2 separate regions of the Homo sapiens genome follow, and region 2 is linked to region 1. Evidence: chromatin loops called from intact Hi-C (ENCODE). Cell type or tissue: A673. All regions are shown on one strand. Links, peaks and the distances in the headings refer to the core of each region. The heading gives the core; the rest is flanking DNA.

What was found. Peaks named below come from ENCODE experiments on the same cell type or tissue, not always from the same donor. Only the 100,000 strongest peaks of a DNase experiment are listed, where the experiment ranks them.
Region 2: it touches region 1 in a loop (2.6-fold over the local background); 7 of 110 quality-filtered maps call a loop at or near these places.

What each region holds. Positions count from the first base shown.
Region 1 is chr3:151,287,516-151,296,013 of GRCh38, forward strand. All of the region lies in intron 16 of MED12L (mediator complex subunit 12L), which reads left to right. It overlaps GPR87 (G protein-coupled receptor 87), which reads right to left. Exons shown (of 3, transcript NM_023915.4): 3 at 6,571-7,696. The coding sequence ends at 6,654. Among named protein-coding and RNA genes, the nearest start is that of P2RY14, 13 kb to the left of the region's middle. In A673, for the core only: a CTCF peak has its summit at 3,357 (motif pointing right); a DNase peak (open chromatin) is centred at 3,366.
Region 2 is chr3:151,657,259-151,665,756 of GRCh38, forward strand. It overlaps LINC02066 (long intergenic non-protein coding RNA 2066), which reads left to right. Exons shown (of 5, transcript NR_183765.1): 5 at 397-712. Among named protein-coding and RNA genes, the nearest start is that of AADACL2, 72 kb to the right of the region's middle. In A673, for the core only: a CTCF peak has its summit at 3,873; a DNase peak (open chromatin) is centred at 3,813; H3K27ac peaks cover 3,374 bases.

The sequences.
Region 1 (8,498 bases), core at 179-8,178:
AAGGGTAAGCGGCCTCCTTGGATGGGGTGGAGACAGAAAGTATTGCAGTCCTGGTGACAGCATGGACTTTGTAGTCAGACACCAGAGCTTCAAAACCTGTCACGATCACTTCACTTCCTAGCTAGGTGTGCCTCGGTTTCTTCATCTGTAATAGGATATCTACTATATAAGGTTCTTGTGGCGATTTAAAGGTTTATTAAAAAGTAAAGCATGTAGGACAGTGACTGATGAGCACTGTGTAAGATTTGATCATTATCACTATTTTTAACTTGCCTCTTTAGGGATTTCTATGGGAAGTATATCTATATATCTACAGTTATCTTTCAAATAGCATTTGTACAAAACTTCAAAGCAGTCATCTATTGAAGCTTTTTAATAAACTTTATAGAAATCATTGCTTTCTTTTTTTACCATTTTTGTGATTAATAGAAGCGGCCCAGAAAAAGTTTACCCTTTATTTATTAATACTCTATCCCTTCCCAAATTTGGTTGGTACCTGCTGATATCTAGAGATCTGGGATTCTATATTGCTTGAAACCTTGGTCATATTCTTCTATCTTTCCACAAATGGCTCAGGAATCCAATCAGGGTTCTCAATGTAGGCATTACTGCCCCAGAGAGTATTTGTTGATTTCAGGATATTTTCTTGTTGTCCCTATGTTCAGTGGCTGGGACCATGAATGCTTTATAGCATGCAAAGTATGAGGCACAATTCTTACACAGTGAAGAATTGTCCCATGCTGCTTATAGGAGTGACCCATTAACTTTCCCATGGGTGAAAAACTTGTTCATTAATATCTGAGCCTATAATTTAAGTCTATTTTACATATAAATGTATTTTTTCTGGTTTAATAGACACCAGCCTAATTTTTCCAAGTATATAGCTACTGTCTACTAAATACTTTATTTGGAATCTTGTCAAGAATTATTTATTTTGGAGATCCACATCACTAATGGTAATGATATAAGTTGTGTTTGGGTCACAAATATTTGTATCTGTTAAAAATTCACATAATTAAATGTATAGATCCAAGCATTTGACCACTTCATGTTGAATGAATGAATGACATTATTTCAAATAGTTCTGCCTAAGCATTTACATGTTCCATTACATGTCATTATATATTTTTCTCTCCGTTTTTCCTTTGAATTATGATTATGGTTACATATACACTTGCAGGCAGGCCTTGATTTCACAGTTCTGACATGTATTTGAGTTATCATGATTTAGTTAAATAATACCAGTCTCCCTGCAACAGTCCAAATTTTAGTTACCACATTATATTAACTGTAAGTAGTTGCATAAAGCTATCAAACTTAATTGATAGCTCTCCAGTTCGCAGCTCATCATGTAAATAACATACAGGAGTGGCCAGTCATCTCACTTCTTTCAAAGTCTGTTGGAGATTGGTCACTGCACATCTGGTATTCAGTTCATGCACAGGTGGCAGCAAAGTGTGTAGTTGTGTTGCCTCCTTGTTTGCCAATAATAAACTCCATGACATTTTACAAAAAGAGATATTTGAAAGAGGGTATACCAACAAAAATTAAAGTTCAGGAGAGAAATGAAAAGTGATAATATAGGAAGTGAAATTTGAATCACAGGCATATGGAAATACAAAAGAAATAGCTAACCAGGGGAAGGTTAAACCTCTATAATATGCTGTTAGATGAACTTAATGAAGGCAAAGTTATTAACATCTACAGGGAACGGATGAGCTATCCCAGAGTAAGTGATGCTGACAAGAAACTTCACAATTAAGGAATTTTTGAAATATTTCATGACGTAGAAAGCACAAAGGATAAAATGTTGGAAGTTGACTCATACTTACAAAGGTACATGACAATTCTATAAGGCATAGAAAAAGATACTCACTCTGTATTATAAGTTATATACTGAGAAGAAGTCAAGAACTATTCAAGGACGTATGATATGGTTCAGGTTTTTTGCAAAATACGTAGAGGTAATTCATCGTTGGGTAATTGACAGATGGCTTTCTGTGTTACGAAAGATATTTTGCTTCAGGCTAGCAGTAACCATCTTAAGCATTGTATATAGCTTTTTAAGACTGTTTAAAAACTATCATGGGTTAAGGGGCTGATTTACATTCTTTATGCTAAACTTGTTAGCCTCAATTATACATGCTATGTGTTTGTCTGCATATATATTTATGTAAATGTGTCCAGAATGTTGAAAAGTCTTGCATGTAACATTTAAACCTATACCTAGACTTGGAGACCCTGGGGAACCTAGTATCTATTTGCAGATTCTTGTCATAGGCTGATTAAATCAGATGTATGGTTCAATTCTAGGAGTTGCTGGGGAGTCTGCCCAGACTACAACCACTGAATATTCTCGAACACAATTTTTTTTTTTTTTTTAAAGACAGAGTCTTGCTCTGTCACGTGGGCTGGGGTGCAGTGGTGCGATCTCGGATCACTGCAACCTCCGCCTCCCAGGTTCACCCGGGTTTGAGCAATTCTTCTGCTTCAACCTCCTGAGTAACTGGGATTACAGGTGCACACCACCATGCCTGGCTAATTTTTGTATTCTTTTAGTAGAGACAGGGTTTCACCATGTTGGCCAGGATGGTCTTGAACTCCTGACCTTGTGATCACCTTGGCCTCCCAAAGTGCTAGGATTACAGGCATGAGCCACCACTTCCGACCGTACTCTAACATAATTCAAAGAGAAGTTGGCCAGTTTACTTTTATTAAAAATGTTTGCCTAAACTGAAATAAAAGGAATTTCCAATTTAATTCTGTATCTTGAGTTTCCAACTAAGGAGAAAAAGAGATGTGTGTCTCTAAGGATGACTTTTTTTTAAATCATTTTTATAATTTTAGATGATTTCCTTTCATTGTGGCTTATAAGAAAACTTCAAGAGTATTCAAAATGAAAGTTGCATTCAAAGTGAATCTTAGGAGTTTCTTGATAAATTGATGGAAAATTTTATTTAACACTGGTAGTCTTACTCCTCCCTATTCAGTTCTAATGATGATTTTGTATACTTTTGAAACTATAAATTATACATTTTTAAAATTTTTCTATAAGTTAATTTAGAAAGAACAGTCTATTTGTAGCATTTTCCCATGAAATTCATGTTATTACAGCCTTGTTTTTTTTTTTTTTTACATCTGTAACAAAACTTCTTGACAGCATTAATTATTCTCATCAAGCATTTCCATATTACACTGAACTAGGCAGCTGCAGGATACACATTTGTATACATTAGCATTAATAAGGATGTTTAAAGGAAAACTTTAGCAAAGTGCTAGGCTGTGTTACTGTGAATTCGAATGCTGTAAATAGGACAAAAATTGAATTTTCTTCACCTGTTTTGTGAATTTTACCACTAGATGGTGATGGAAGACTGGGGAGTGTGCTGAATTCTGCATCTACTATGATACTTGTATTATGTTGAAAATCGAAAATGTTTGTTCTTAAGTATTTAATTTTAGAAGTCATTTAGGGGTATCCAGAGATTCTTTTATGTATCATGCTGAGCACAGTATCTTTTTATATGGCGTGTGCTTAGTATTTATTGATAATTGGCTTCTTGTGGTGCTTAGTCTGGGTACAGTCTTTATAAGATTTAAATGGTTCCTACGCTTTATTTTGTCCTTGTTTTCTGTTTTTTTTTTTTTTTGTTTTTATTTGTTTTTTTCTAGTATGTCACATTTCCTTATGGTGGTCATTACATGTTTTTATGTTTAAGCTGTATTTATTCTCGTTTGCATGTGTGCACACACACAAAATTTTGACGTATTTAAATTTCTGCATTCCCTTAGGCACCACATTCTCTTGAAACGATGGTTGAGAAACAAAATACTATTATACAATTTCAAATTGAGGGTAAAATATTTATGAAGTGGTTTAATGAATATAACAGTCAGTAACACACACATTGAAAGATTTTCTACAAGATCAGTTTCTCTGAATGTCAGTTTTATGAAGAATGGAAAATTTCCTTTTGGAAATTCTCTGAATATGTTTCTTTTCTGCATAAAAGGAAGAATAAATACACTATTTATTGCTTTCTGAGAAGATTCTGAAATACTGAATGTAATCCAAAAGCCCTAAGTAAGAAATTTTGGATTTCAAATTTTAGATTATTCCCAAAAGCCAGTTTTGAAAAAGCAATCAAATGTAATTATTTTATTCAATATTAATAGAGTATTATGTAACTTCTGACACTAGCATCATGTATTATTCCCATTGATGTTATTTAGCTCATGTAAATGATTCATTTTTCATTGGCCTGGATAAATATTTTTCATGCCACAGCGTGGGAATTGGTATGAAATATAAGCAGTTTGATATTGATGGTTTTTGTCATATGACTTTTAAAAAAATAGGGATGATGTTCTCTGTGTTTTTAGCCTACGTTTGAAGATATTCCATTGATTTAATAATGTCATGTAGGAGAAATAAAGCTACTATCACATTAAACATGCCTAGTAACTATATAGCAGTCTAATTTTAGAAACATTAAAGTGGGATTTAGATGTTTTAAAGACCTCTTAGAATTGAGGCCTGAATGAAAGGATTAAATGAGATATGGGATAGAGAAGTACTTGCTAAACTCCAGAGTGCTGAATGGAGCCAGTTGATGCTGTTAAAGAGGTCATACATTTAATAGCTTATATAAACACGAAAGTAGATAATATCATTTTTGAGATTATTGCCTGGGAGCTGTGGTGTGGTAGAAACAGAGGATGAAGAGGATAGGACATGTACTGAAGGTATTTTCCCAGCAATAATATTGCTCCTTTTTTTTTTTTTTTTTGGATGGAGTTTTGCTCTTTTGTCCAGGCTGGAGTGCAGTGGCATGATCTTGGCTCACTGCAACCTCCCCATCTGGAGTTCAAAAGATTCTCCTGCCTCAGCCTTCTAAGTAGCTGGGATTACAGGTGTGTGCCACCATGCCCAGCTAATTTTTGTATTTTTAGTAGAGACGGGGGGTTTCACCATGTTGGTCAGGCTGGTCTCGAGCTCCTGACCTTGGCTTCCCTAAGTGCTGGGATTACAGGTGTGAGCCACTGCGCGCAGCTTGCTCCTCTTCTTTTTTTTGAGATGGAATTTTGCTCTTGTTGCCCAAGCTGGAATGCAATGGCACGATCTCGGCTCACTGCAACCTCCACCTCCCGGGTTCAAGCAATTCTCCTGCCTCAGCCTTCCGAGTAGATGGGATTACAGGCATGCGCCACCACGCCCGGCTGATTTTGTATTTTTAGTAGAGACGGGGTTTCTCCATGTTGGTCAGGCTGGTCTGCTCCTCCTCTATATATATACGGAAGCTGTAATTTACCTGTGACTTTCTGGGGAAAGTGGAGAAAAGAATTGGCCTTTCAAATTGCCTTTTCTTAATTAGCTGATCTAAAATATGACTATCTTAATCTAGCCAGTGACACACAATTGGGGGCGGTGATAGCTATGCAAATGACCAACTGAGGTATATATAAATTCATGCACTTCAGTGTCCATTGCATTTATAGAATTGGAATCTTGATGGACAGATATTTTGATAGAAGTCCTCAGATAATCCTTTTAACCCCTTTGCCATTAACCTCTCTGCTAAACCTGACTGACTTAGATAGAGTAAGACACTAGACACTTAGAGTAAGATTCTTTGTAGTCCCTGAATTCTTTTCCTCTACCTAACAATGATAGTCATTGTTGAGCTAAGTTATTCTTGTGCTCTCATTTTTGCTCATTTGAGCTTCTTAGAACTTTGCAGTTTACAAGACTCTAAATGAAGTATTGTACTGTGTTATTCACGTGTGTTTGACTGTTAACCATAACGTCTTCTTTTAGTCAGCAAACACGCCTTCACTCCTCCTCTGTTAATGCGTCTCCCACGAGGCATTTACGATGCTGGAGGGCAATCTCTTACCCAGAGGAATGAAAGGTAGTATCACAGGAGCATCACAGGAGTGGGGGTGAGGCATGAAGCACAGAGAGGAGGCAGAAGCATTTCCACAGCTCATTCCTACTTGCTTTTGGAGCCCTGAAGGTGGGCTCTGACCTGGACACAGAGGGTCCTAAAATGAAGCCCTTACACACACACACACACACACACACACACACACACACACACACGGTCCTAAAATGAAGCCCTTACACACACACACACACACACACACACACACACACACACACCCTCTACCTTCATTTCTATAGTGTTGAGTAAAGGAAAAAATAATTTTAAAAAATCCCCACACAGAGAATGAGGGGATGACTGCCAAAGATCTTAGTTTATAGATGGAAAGTAGTAGTTTCTTTTCCTATCCTTCAACTTCAAGGATAGATATAATTCTCTTTTCTATACTTTTTGTTCTCTGCAAAAGTGGCTTCAGAGCAGCAGCTTTTCCTGGAGGATGGCCACAGTGCAGGGACATTGCTGTGGCTCATTCTGCCCTTTCACTCTGCTCCTCAGACTTCCAGCCATTAACCCTGCCATTCACCCATACGCTACCTCTTGTTTATCTCTTTGCTATGCTTTAATGTTTTCCTTACTTTCAAATTATGACCCCATTTCATATCATTTTAGTTCTTTGAATTCATATTTTTGATGGGCTCAAGCAAGGATAATGAAAAGAAACATTTATTTACACTTTGTACATATCGATTCCAACAAACAATAAAAGGCCTACACATCAGTGTAATCATAATATATGCGAACTTCCGATCTTCTCACACTTTGCAGTGATCTGATGCTTTCACTCCTGGTTCTGATATTTGATTTTTTGAACAGCCTTCTTGAAAATGACCTACACATGAAAAAGTAAATTATTGGATCCAGGCAAACATTACACGCAGACAAGAAAAGTGTAATTTCTTTGCAGTAATATAGGATTTTTTGTGCAGATTCATCTAAAAGCCTGTCTAAGTGACTAAAAGTAAAAGGAATTCTGCACAAGTGATATGGTAGAAAGCAGGTAAAAAACACAGCCACAACAACCCTGATGCTCTGGTTATGTTTTCGCTTTCGGCTTGACTGACTTATGAATTGCCTGCTGGATTTGTGGATGTACCTGGATATGGCTATGTAACATCCGATCAGAATCACCAGCACGGCCACAAACAAGCAGCTGTTCACATAGGTGACTGCCGTATGCCATTTGACCCCCAAAGGACTTTTAAGTTTTGAGCAGTCATGGATATTGTCCTCTGTTGGCTGACCATTTGTTAGGATGATGTTTGGCAAAGACAAAACAGCCATGATCACCCAAACACAAACAGATAAAACCTTCGTGAAGGTTATGCTGTACATCCGAGAGTCCCCAAATGGCTTGACCACCTTCAGATAGCGATCAATGCTTATCAGCCCAAGGAACACGATGGAAGTATACATGTTTGCATAAAACAAAACTGAAGTGTATCTGCAGAGAATAAACTTGAAGTACCAAGGTCCAAATCCTGCATCATGGACTATTCGAAATGGAAATGTCAGCGTCATTATGAGGTCTGCAACCACTATGTTTTTGAGATAGAATATGAAGCTGGTTTTATTCCTAATGTGGAAGAAGATCCACACTGCTAAACCATTCAGCAAGATGCTTGCCACAAATATAATGAGATAAAGCACCGGCAAGACAATTGTGTCAAATTCATTGTGAAGGGTGGTGTTCTTTCCTGGCCCGTCGCTCCTGTTGCCTGAATTGTGACTCTCTTGGCCGTGCAGCTCGTTATCTGTAGGAGAAGTGGGGAGATAGGACTTCAGTGCTTGGCAAGCATGCCCACAGGCTACTAGGTTCCCTTACAGACCCAACTTTTTGTTATTTCAGGTGAACTTAAAGATGTCATCAATGATTTACAGAGTCAAGGTAGCACATTGTTAATGTTTTGAGTGGCCAAAGAATTAGTGACCTTCTCTCACTACCCTGCCTCCCTCATATCAGGACCCTTGAGTAAAAAGTCCCATTTCTGATCCCCTTTGCCAGCCTTTTGAAAATAAACATACCAGTGTAAATTATTCCGATTCTTACTCCCATGTTTGATATCATTACAAATAGAATCAACAAAATGTGGACAGAAAATTGAAATTTTCTATAACAAGAAAATACAATAGCCAACACATGGTTATTGTTTCAGTGTAGTCTTTGGCACCCTCTTTGAATATATCTTCCCTTCCCTTGCCTCAGTTTTAAGCTGTTTAATCATTAAGAATTAAGAAGCTGTAAAACTAGTGGGTCATTTTGAATTTTTTGCCTGTGACTTTCTTATAGTACTTAAGATATTTTAGGGATCATTGATAGGAATAGAAAGAAAATGTCTTGGCATTTTTTGTAAATAAAAAGAAAATCTACTGTCTTCTAAAGTGAACAGACAAAAAAAGTCCTGGATACATACAGATCTGACTTGCTGATTCTCTGAAATCTGTTTTCACCTTAGTAGAATTTAAGTTGCAGGCTGGTGTGAAGTTACTGCTGATTATTATAAATATTTACATGTCATCTAGTAAATTCTTCATTAAAATGCATTTGTATAGTCA
Region 2 (8,498 bases), core at 402-8,401, 370 kb after region 1:
TCTTAGGATTTCAAAGGACCCAATGCTTATGTGATTTGATGTATAAGAACTGTTCTAAATGATTGTTCTTCATCTTTTCCTGGAGATATTTAAGTAGATCATTAATTCCTTAACTGTCAGCTCATTAAACAGTGGGTTATTACTAGGCACATGTATGTAACCTTTGATTCTCGCCATTTTAAAACAGGATGAATTTTTTTTTAAAAATTGGTCTATGTGGCACTTATCTTCTTCAGGCCACAGTTTTTTCATCTGATCGATTAAACAAATGTAAGCCTGCTGTATTCATTTTGGAAGGGGGAGTTACATTTACCCAGGAACTTTAAGTTTTATCTTTCCAGGACAAAAAATTATATTGGATTCCCTCTGTGATAGCTCTTTCTTTTCTGTCTCTAGGTTGAGAAGAAAAACCTGGCCCTTGTTCTTAGCCACTTTAATGAAGCATCACTTGCCACAGAGAGGGGAAAATAGCAATTTGCATTCTGAGATAATTTAAGACTAACCTTTAACTATATGTGCATTAATGTATGGCTAAAAATATGTATCAAGATTTTAAAATTATTAAAGGAAGCTTACAGATGATAAAGAAGATAAATATTTGAAAGAAAAATTAATCTTTGAATATATAGTCTGCTCTTAACAAGAAGCACTATGTGATTTTATTCTTTGATAGCAAAGATTGTTATAATTATTAAAACACTCTCACTCAAGAGCCCGTTTGTGTGTGTATGTGTTTGTGTGTGGGTGTGTGTGATTTTTTTCATGCTTTTGAATCCATTTCTAACGAAATTTGAAGTCTCAAAAGGCTAGAGTTTCTAATATTTATTACTTACTGCTGAGTTGGATTTTCAACCTAAGTCAAAATTACAACTGTTTCCTATAACTGTTTATTATCTTTAAAACTGTTAGAACTTATATACGGCCTCCTTTTGAGCAACAAATTCGCCTCCAAACCAGAATAATAAAAACTATCAATATGTTTTTTACCCCAAAAGACTACTAGACACCACCAATACTTTGCCCTTTCTCTTCATGAGGAGGGATAAGAAAAATGATTGCATATGTATATATGATTGTGCCATAATTTTAATTAGCTTAACACTACTGTCAAAACTGTCCTGTTTGCCAAACTCAAGATAAAAGAAGCGCTGACAAATCAAAAAGGAAAGCTGATCTCTCTTATGGTAATTATATACAAAATGAATATATTTCAATAAATGTGTACTTTTGGACAAATGAATAGGAACAGTTAAGGTAATGCATAAAGACTGCCAGAATAACTAAGTTGATTTGAAACAGAGTTACTTTTTAAGTTTAAAATCGCTTGCCAATTGTGACAATCATAACACACATTTTATAGGATAAATTAAAGGACCTTACAAACTCATCAGTAACTTCATCAATAATATATTCTTATTTTTAGAGTAATCATTTACTAAATTCTTAAAATATTTATTCATGTGAAACTTCAGTGCAGGACTTCACTGTTCCCCATTCTGATTTTGTTCATTATTGTAATAAAATCACCAAGAGTATTTTAGTCCTGTAAGTAAAAAGTGGTTCTGCTTTTCCTTCACACTTGCATAAAGTCCTCTGCTACAAGATTCAGAGTATTCTAGAAGAAATATCAAAAGAATGATGACTTCAGTAAAGGATTTTACTGCATGCTCTTAACAATGGGTTCTGCATGGAATAGCCTAAGGTGCACATGCTTCCTCCTCCCGTGAGCAGACTGAGGATTTCTAACACTCTTGGTGCAAATACAGATGATGTTGTGAAATAATTCAAGATAAAATGAATAAGAAGTAATGACCTCAGTCTGAATGACACTGATGAGAAAATTAAGTTGTGGTTGATGTTTTAGTTTTTAATTGAAATATAACAACGCCCATCTTTCTTTCTTCTTGATCTATCGATGTTAACAGACTAAGTATACTTCTACAAACTGGAAAAACTCTTTAAATGTTATCTTTTTCAATTGACACGTTAGAATTCAAAGAAGTTTAAAAAAATCTAATATACAAAATAACTAATAAATCATCGGAAAAATTTAAGGAAGATGATTTTGCCAAACTAAAAAACACATTATTGTTGTGTTGACCAAACTGCTCAGAACAATAGTTAAACATTAGGCATAATGCCTCCAAAGTGTCCTGTTGCTTTTTATTACAATGTGGTTATTTACATAGTTTCAACATAAATCTTTCTTCTTTACAGGATATAATTGAACAAATCAAATTTATAACCATGAGTGTTACAGAAATGCCACAGCTACAGATAAATTTTATTAAATCAAGCATGCTAAGTCCAATATTGAAGAACAGGGGATATTCTTCTTGAGGCTACTGTGTACTCCCTGGTGCCTGCTCTATGATTTATAGGTCCCAGACTTACCAGCTTGGAAAGAATATCACTTCTGGTAGGATAGGAACATTGACACTATGGGAATCTTGAAAGAAGAAAAATATCTCTACATTTATAAGTACTTCAGGCAAAACTTAGTAGGAGTGTATTGGATGTTGTCTAAATACTAGCCTTGGAATACATATGTTTATAAGGGTAATGAAAGTCCTTCTGGCAAGAAGACTATGACCTCGGGAGCTTCACAGATCCTCCAGGGAGAAATAAAATACGAAATTATAGTTTCCTATGGATTTAGTTTGTTAACCATATCAACCAGTACATTTTTAAATAAATAAAACCAACTAAATAAAGAAAACATCAAATTAGTGATACTGAATTAGAAAATAGCTAAACAAATTTGTGTGGTTAAATCTTCACTTTGGAGATGAAATGACCAGAAACAGACACTGAGTGGGCAAAATGGACACCTTGCTCTGCTGCCATTGTGGTTACACACCTCAGATAACAGTTGGGAAGAAAGATACTTTATATCCTCAGATAAACTTTAAAGAGCAAAACATCCCACAGAGCACTAATTCCTCAGTAGTGAAGCCTTGAGCCCTTTCTTAAGTTGCTACCTCTCTGACTTTTGAAATACTGATAACTAGAGATATATGATGACCTTTGACCCTTGCAGATATAAAAATCAAGTGAATGAATTTTTATTTTCCAACCTTGAACAGACTAACTTTGGTAACATTTTTTGTTTCTTTATGGGTTTTTACTTTAAGTACCTTCTATATATATATTTTTAAATAGACAGTTATTCTGAAACCTGGACATTTTTTGCAAAATATTGCAAGAGAAAAATATTTATTTTTGTAAAATGCTTCATGTGTCCTGTTTTTTTTTTTGTGTGTGGTTGTTGTTGTTGTTTTCCACAGAGGCCACATGATGTGTGGCACAGTGAGGGACTAGTATCATCTGCAGATGGAGCAGGAACCAAAAAAGTTCTGTCGGTTCAACTGAAATATTTTACTATGAGTTTGCTTTTGTTTAGTTTTACAAATCTGTCTTATACCTTCACAGTGGATCATTTAACCCTTGCTTCTGAATTTTTCCATTGAATTTGTTTTAGTAAAATTACTTACCAAAAATAGACACTTGGTTAAAATAAGATCCCTAACAAATGGATCTTTAGATTCATTCCTTACTGTTCCCTTAAAAATATAAACACACTTTATGATCTTGCTGTGAAACCATTTTTTCTTAATACTGTAGTTTTCAATTTTCTAGTTTTCAAGTTTCTGTTTCTAAAATGGCTAGTTTTCTGGTTGGTTAAAACAAGTCAGAAGAATGAGATACGGCTGGTGATTTTCTCTTCTCTTATGTACATTAAAATATTTGACAGCAATATTGGTACGCTTTGGTTTCAAAGTATGCCTGTCTTTTCATGAGAAGAAAAAATAATTTTGGGGACTATACTGCCTCTCAGTGGTTCGTTTAATATTTATTTCAATCACAAAATATTTTATGAGATGAAAAACCTAAAATTTTCAATAATAGATTTCTCAGTGTTTTTACTTCGATTAGCTCATAAGAAAAACAGTAATGTGAGTTATCTTGCAATATATGTTTGTCTACCCCCATTGATTGGACACCAATAGCCATGATGTGTTACAAAGAGTTTCAAGGTCTACTTTCCCCAAAGAAGGAATGAATTAGTCTATATGCAAAGGAGGCATTGATGTATTCTGAAAGAGAAGGTGCCAAACCAGGCTGAGTAAAGGGCATAATCAGCTTGGAAAAGTTCATTGTTATGAGTTATGAAAATTCATAAGTCCAGATATTACCAAGTGGCCTTTTTTTTTTTTTTTTTTTTTTTTTTTTTTTTTTTTTTGAGACGGAGCCTTTCTCTGCCACCCAGGCTGGAGAGCAGTGGTGTGATCTCGGCTCACTGCAACCTTCACCTCCTGTGTTCAAGCAATTCTCCTGCCCCAGCCTCCCAAGTAGCCCGGATCACAGGCATGCGCCACCACACCAAGTTAATTTTTTTTATTTTTAGTAGAGACAGGGTTTCACCACGTTGGTCAGGCTGGTCTGGAACTCCTGACCTCAGGTGATTGACCTGCCTCCGCCTCCCAGGGTGCTGGGATTACAGGCGTGAGCCACCTTGCCCAGCCACCAAGTGGCTTTTTGATCTGTATTTTGGTATCCTAAGAATAAATCTTACAAATTAGAGAGTTTAAAGTTTACTTTAACCTCTCTACCTGTTAAGTTGGCTTAGTTCAACTTGTGTGTGTGTGTGTGTGTGTGTGTGTTTCTATAAACACGGGGCTATTCCAAGAACCTGCAGAAGGACAGAGTTGAGTACAATTTGGTTTCAATCATCAAAAAAATTATTATTCATTATAACAAAAAGGGAATACTCCACTTTTGTCCCCTTGACATTACTCAGCATTTGTTGATGAATTGAATAATCAAAGCTGTCAACTATTTCTCCTTTTAGTAGTAGTATCTTTATAATTTGCTGTAAGATGTTATGCCAAAAACAGTGATGAAAAGAGTGGAAAAACAGGTTTCTGAAATCTATGAGTTTGCTGTATATAGGGTGAGGACCCACAATTTGGTGTCTACAGTTTTTCAGAAATGCCTCAGTTTTTAAATTGATTTATAATATTAATAGGCATATTGATTTATGATCTTGTAGGCTAATTTATTCAAGACTGTCAATGACTAGAAGTTTTAAAACAAACTAAACTGGAAGCTTGTAATAGTGTTGAATAGATAATCTTATTTAAGTTTTTACAATCTCACTTTCATACAAGTTCTAGACTTTTCAAGAAATAGGAAGCTTTGAAGAAAAGGAGTAGGAAAGAGGAAATGCACTGATTATTTTAGCAGATATATTTCTTGGCACTAGGGATCAATATGTTAGGCATAAGTAAGTCTTGGCAGAGGCTGCCAGAGAGCAGATGTTAATACCTTGTCTACTAACCCAGAACATAGAGTATCGCTTGATGATAAGGCAAGGAAAATTCAGCGAAGGAACATCCTAATTTGACTGAGTGGTTACCCAAAAGATGATGAATTTTAAGCTGCCAGTAACTCAGTTTACTCTGAATTAACAGGAATGAAACTTCCCCTCATGGGCACTTAAGACAAAATAAGGGCTATGTGAAGTTTCACTATAGCAAGCAAATAGACTTGCATTTTTCAAGATTTGCCTGTTGTGACAATAAATTTACATCTGCCATAAAATATTTGGAGTTTTAGAAGATGGATCAGCATATAGATAATCTCTGAAAACAAAAAAAGCTAGACAACATCATGCAGAAAGGTCTAAGCAGAAGAAGTGAGTAGGAGACAGAATTCCAGGGCTTCTAACATGTATAGTACAGAACTAAGAGAGTTATATGAACCTATATGAAGGGGGAGGAAGTGGGGAGGCGCATGGACCTTCTAAGGCATCAGCAATGCTTTCTCCTTTTATCCTGGGTGGTAAGTATGTAGTGTTTGCTTTATTATTAGTAGTATTATTTTTAAATGAGTACACATTTTACATAATCTTCTGAATGTTAATCATCTTTCATAATAAAATGAAAAAATGCCAAAACAGTAGAAACATTAGGAAAAAATTAAGTTTTACAAAAAAATGTTTAAAACCAGGGTAGCAGCAACAGCTTATTGAGAAGGTAGATTGTCCTAAGAAGTCAGCTTTATTAAGGTGTAATTCACCTACAAGAAAATGCACCCATTTTAAGTTCTATGAATTTGGCAAATATACAAAGCAGTGTAACCACCACCACATTTAACAGAACATTTCTATTACTTCAGACGGTTTCCTTGTGCCCCTGTCCAGCTAATCCTTACCCCTCTTCCCTGACCCTAGGCACCCACTGATCTGCTATTGTACTGTAGGAATTATCTAGAATTTTATATAAATGGTGTCATGTTATATAAATGGTGTCATGCACTCTTTTGTATCTGACCTCTTTGGCACAACATAATCTTTTTGAGACCTATTCAGGTGGTTGTGTAGATTAGAGTTTCATTCCTTTTATTGTTAAAAAGTATCTCACTATGTGGCAGCTATGGAAATGTACCACTCAGACCTCCTTAACAGAACCAGCTACAGCAGTTGCCCCTCTGCATCTACCACCATATTCTAGTTATGACTACACTTCTCTAGGAATGTTCCCAGCAGAGGACTAAGAATAGTGGAGGATTACTGTTGTCCCATTTCTGCAGAATGTAGGATTCCTTTAATGAGCATTTTTGGCTCAGAGAATCCCTATTTGTCACCCTGAGAGAGAGAGAGAAAGGAAGGAGAAGGAAGGGAGGAAGGGAGAAAAGGAGGGAGGGAGGGAAAGTGTAGACCAGTTCTAGAGAAAACATTTTCAGACAATGGTACCAAAGTCAGAAGTCAGAATAATCGTCATGTTAGGGACTATAGAGATTAATAGAACAGCAAATTCATTTACTTTCCTGAAATTTTGTGGAAAGCTATATAGACATCAACCATCTTTATCAAATTTACCTGACTTCTTTAATGGAAGTATGGGGGTATCACAGGATTAGTGCCCTTTGTAATTATCCCTTATTGTTTTGATTCTTTCATAACTGGTTTTATCCATTTTATTTGAGCTCTAAGGCCAAGCAATGCATGGATCTGTTTCAGCTCAGTGTGTTTTTCCACTGTGGTCTGGGACTGGCCCCCTCTGCCATACCCTTTTTCTTTCAAAGGCATATAGTATGGAGCCCCACATACACTCTGTCTGGAGGTACAGAATATGGTAGTTTAAAAATTGCACAGCGGGTCTCTCCCCAGGGGATACAGGAAATCAGAAAAAAAGTAAGAAAATATGCTCTTCAGTTATATAGCCAATCTGTAGGGGAACCATACAGGAATAGGAACAAGATGGATCCCAAATACCAACACCCTATCTTTATCACCAAATAGAAGCAAGAAATGCCCTAGGAAATTGCAGAATAAGTAACACCAGTTCCTACTTCCAAGATTCCCTAAGCCGGTTCATTTTAAGCCCTTTGACAATTATTTCCTAGTCTCCGGACTTTCATGCTTCCTGTATTCCTACTGAGAGGTGACGTGAAAAGGAGTCAGAGAGAAAGAAGGACAGACACAGAAAGTCTAATTGGGATTGTAAAGTAAGGATAGATTTTGTTATTTCTTGCAAACTGAGAAATCCTTTGAGAGTGTGTGGTAGTAGGATAATGCATGTTACACTGTTAACTTTTAGCAAACTTTACTTTTTCTGTATAGATAGCTCCTTCCTGATTCTGTAAGTACTTTAAGATTTGGCTGAGTGCAAACAGCTCGCATGTTTAAGCAGACCAACTATTAGGCAATTTTCCTAATTCTGCTTCTGTTAGCGTTTCCTTATCACTTACAGAATACCCATTGTGTCTTTTTCCCTTAATCACCTAGGAGGAAACATCTATCATCCTGTCCTGAAGGGAGTTCCTCCTTGGTCTGGTTGGACCTTTGTATGGTAATTAATTAAGATTTAGATCACCTATTAGGAAACCTTCTGAGTTAAGGATTTTTGATAGAAAGGCTACGGATTGTCAGTGACCTCAGTGCTTTTGGGCTATGCCCTTGTTTACACTGACAACAAGGTGGTAATGGAGTGTTATAGGGTTACAGAGAAGACCTTCAATTATCAATGATAGGTCTTAAATTTACCCTGGCTTTTAAAGGAATAGGGTACACTGTTTTTTCTTTACTACTTCCATCTCTCTTTCTTTCTCTTTGACTTCTTGTCTCTTTCTCTCTCTTCCTCTCTCTGTCTCTCTCTTTGACTCCTTCTTTGTCTCTTCCTCTCTCTCTTTCTGTGTCTCTCTTTCTTTCCCTCTCTGACTCCCTCTCTTTGTGTCTCTGTTTCTTCCTCTTTCTCTTTCTCTGACTTCCTGTCTCTTTCTCTCTTTCCTTTCTGCTGCCTCTGCCAGCTGTTATGCTGCTGTTCTCCCTTCTCCTTCCCTTTTTGATGGCTTCAGCAGTGTCAGACTGTCACCTCCTTGGGTTTTTGCACTGCATGCAATAACTCCATAATTTCCTTGTGTATTTATTGGGAGTACCCCCAGAGATTAGGGGGAACCCTAACCCTTTCTTTCCATATTGCAGCATGGGCATG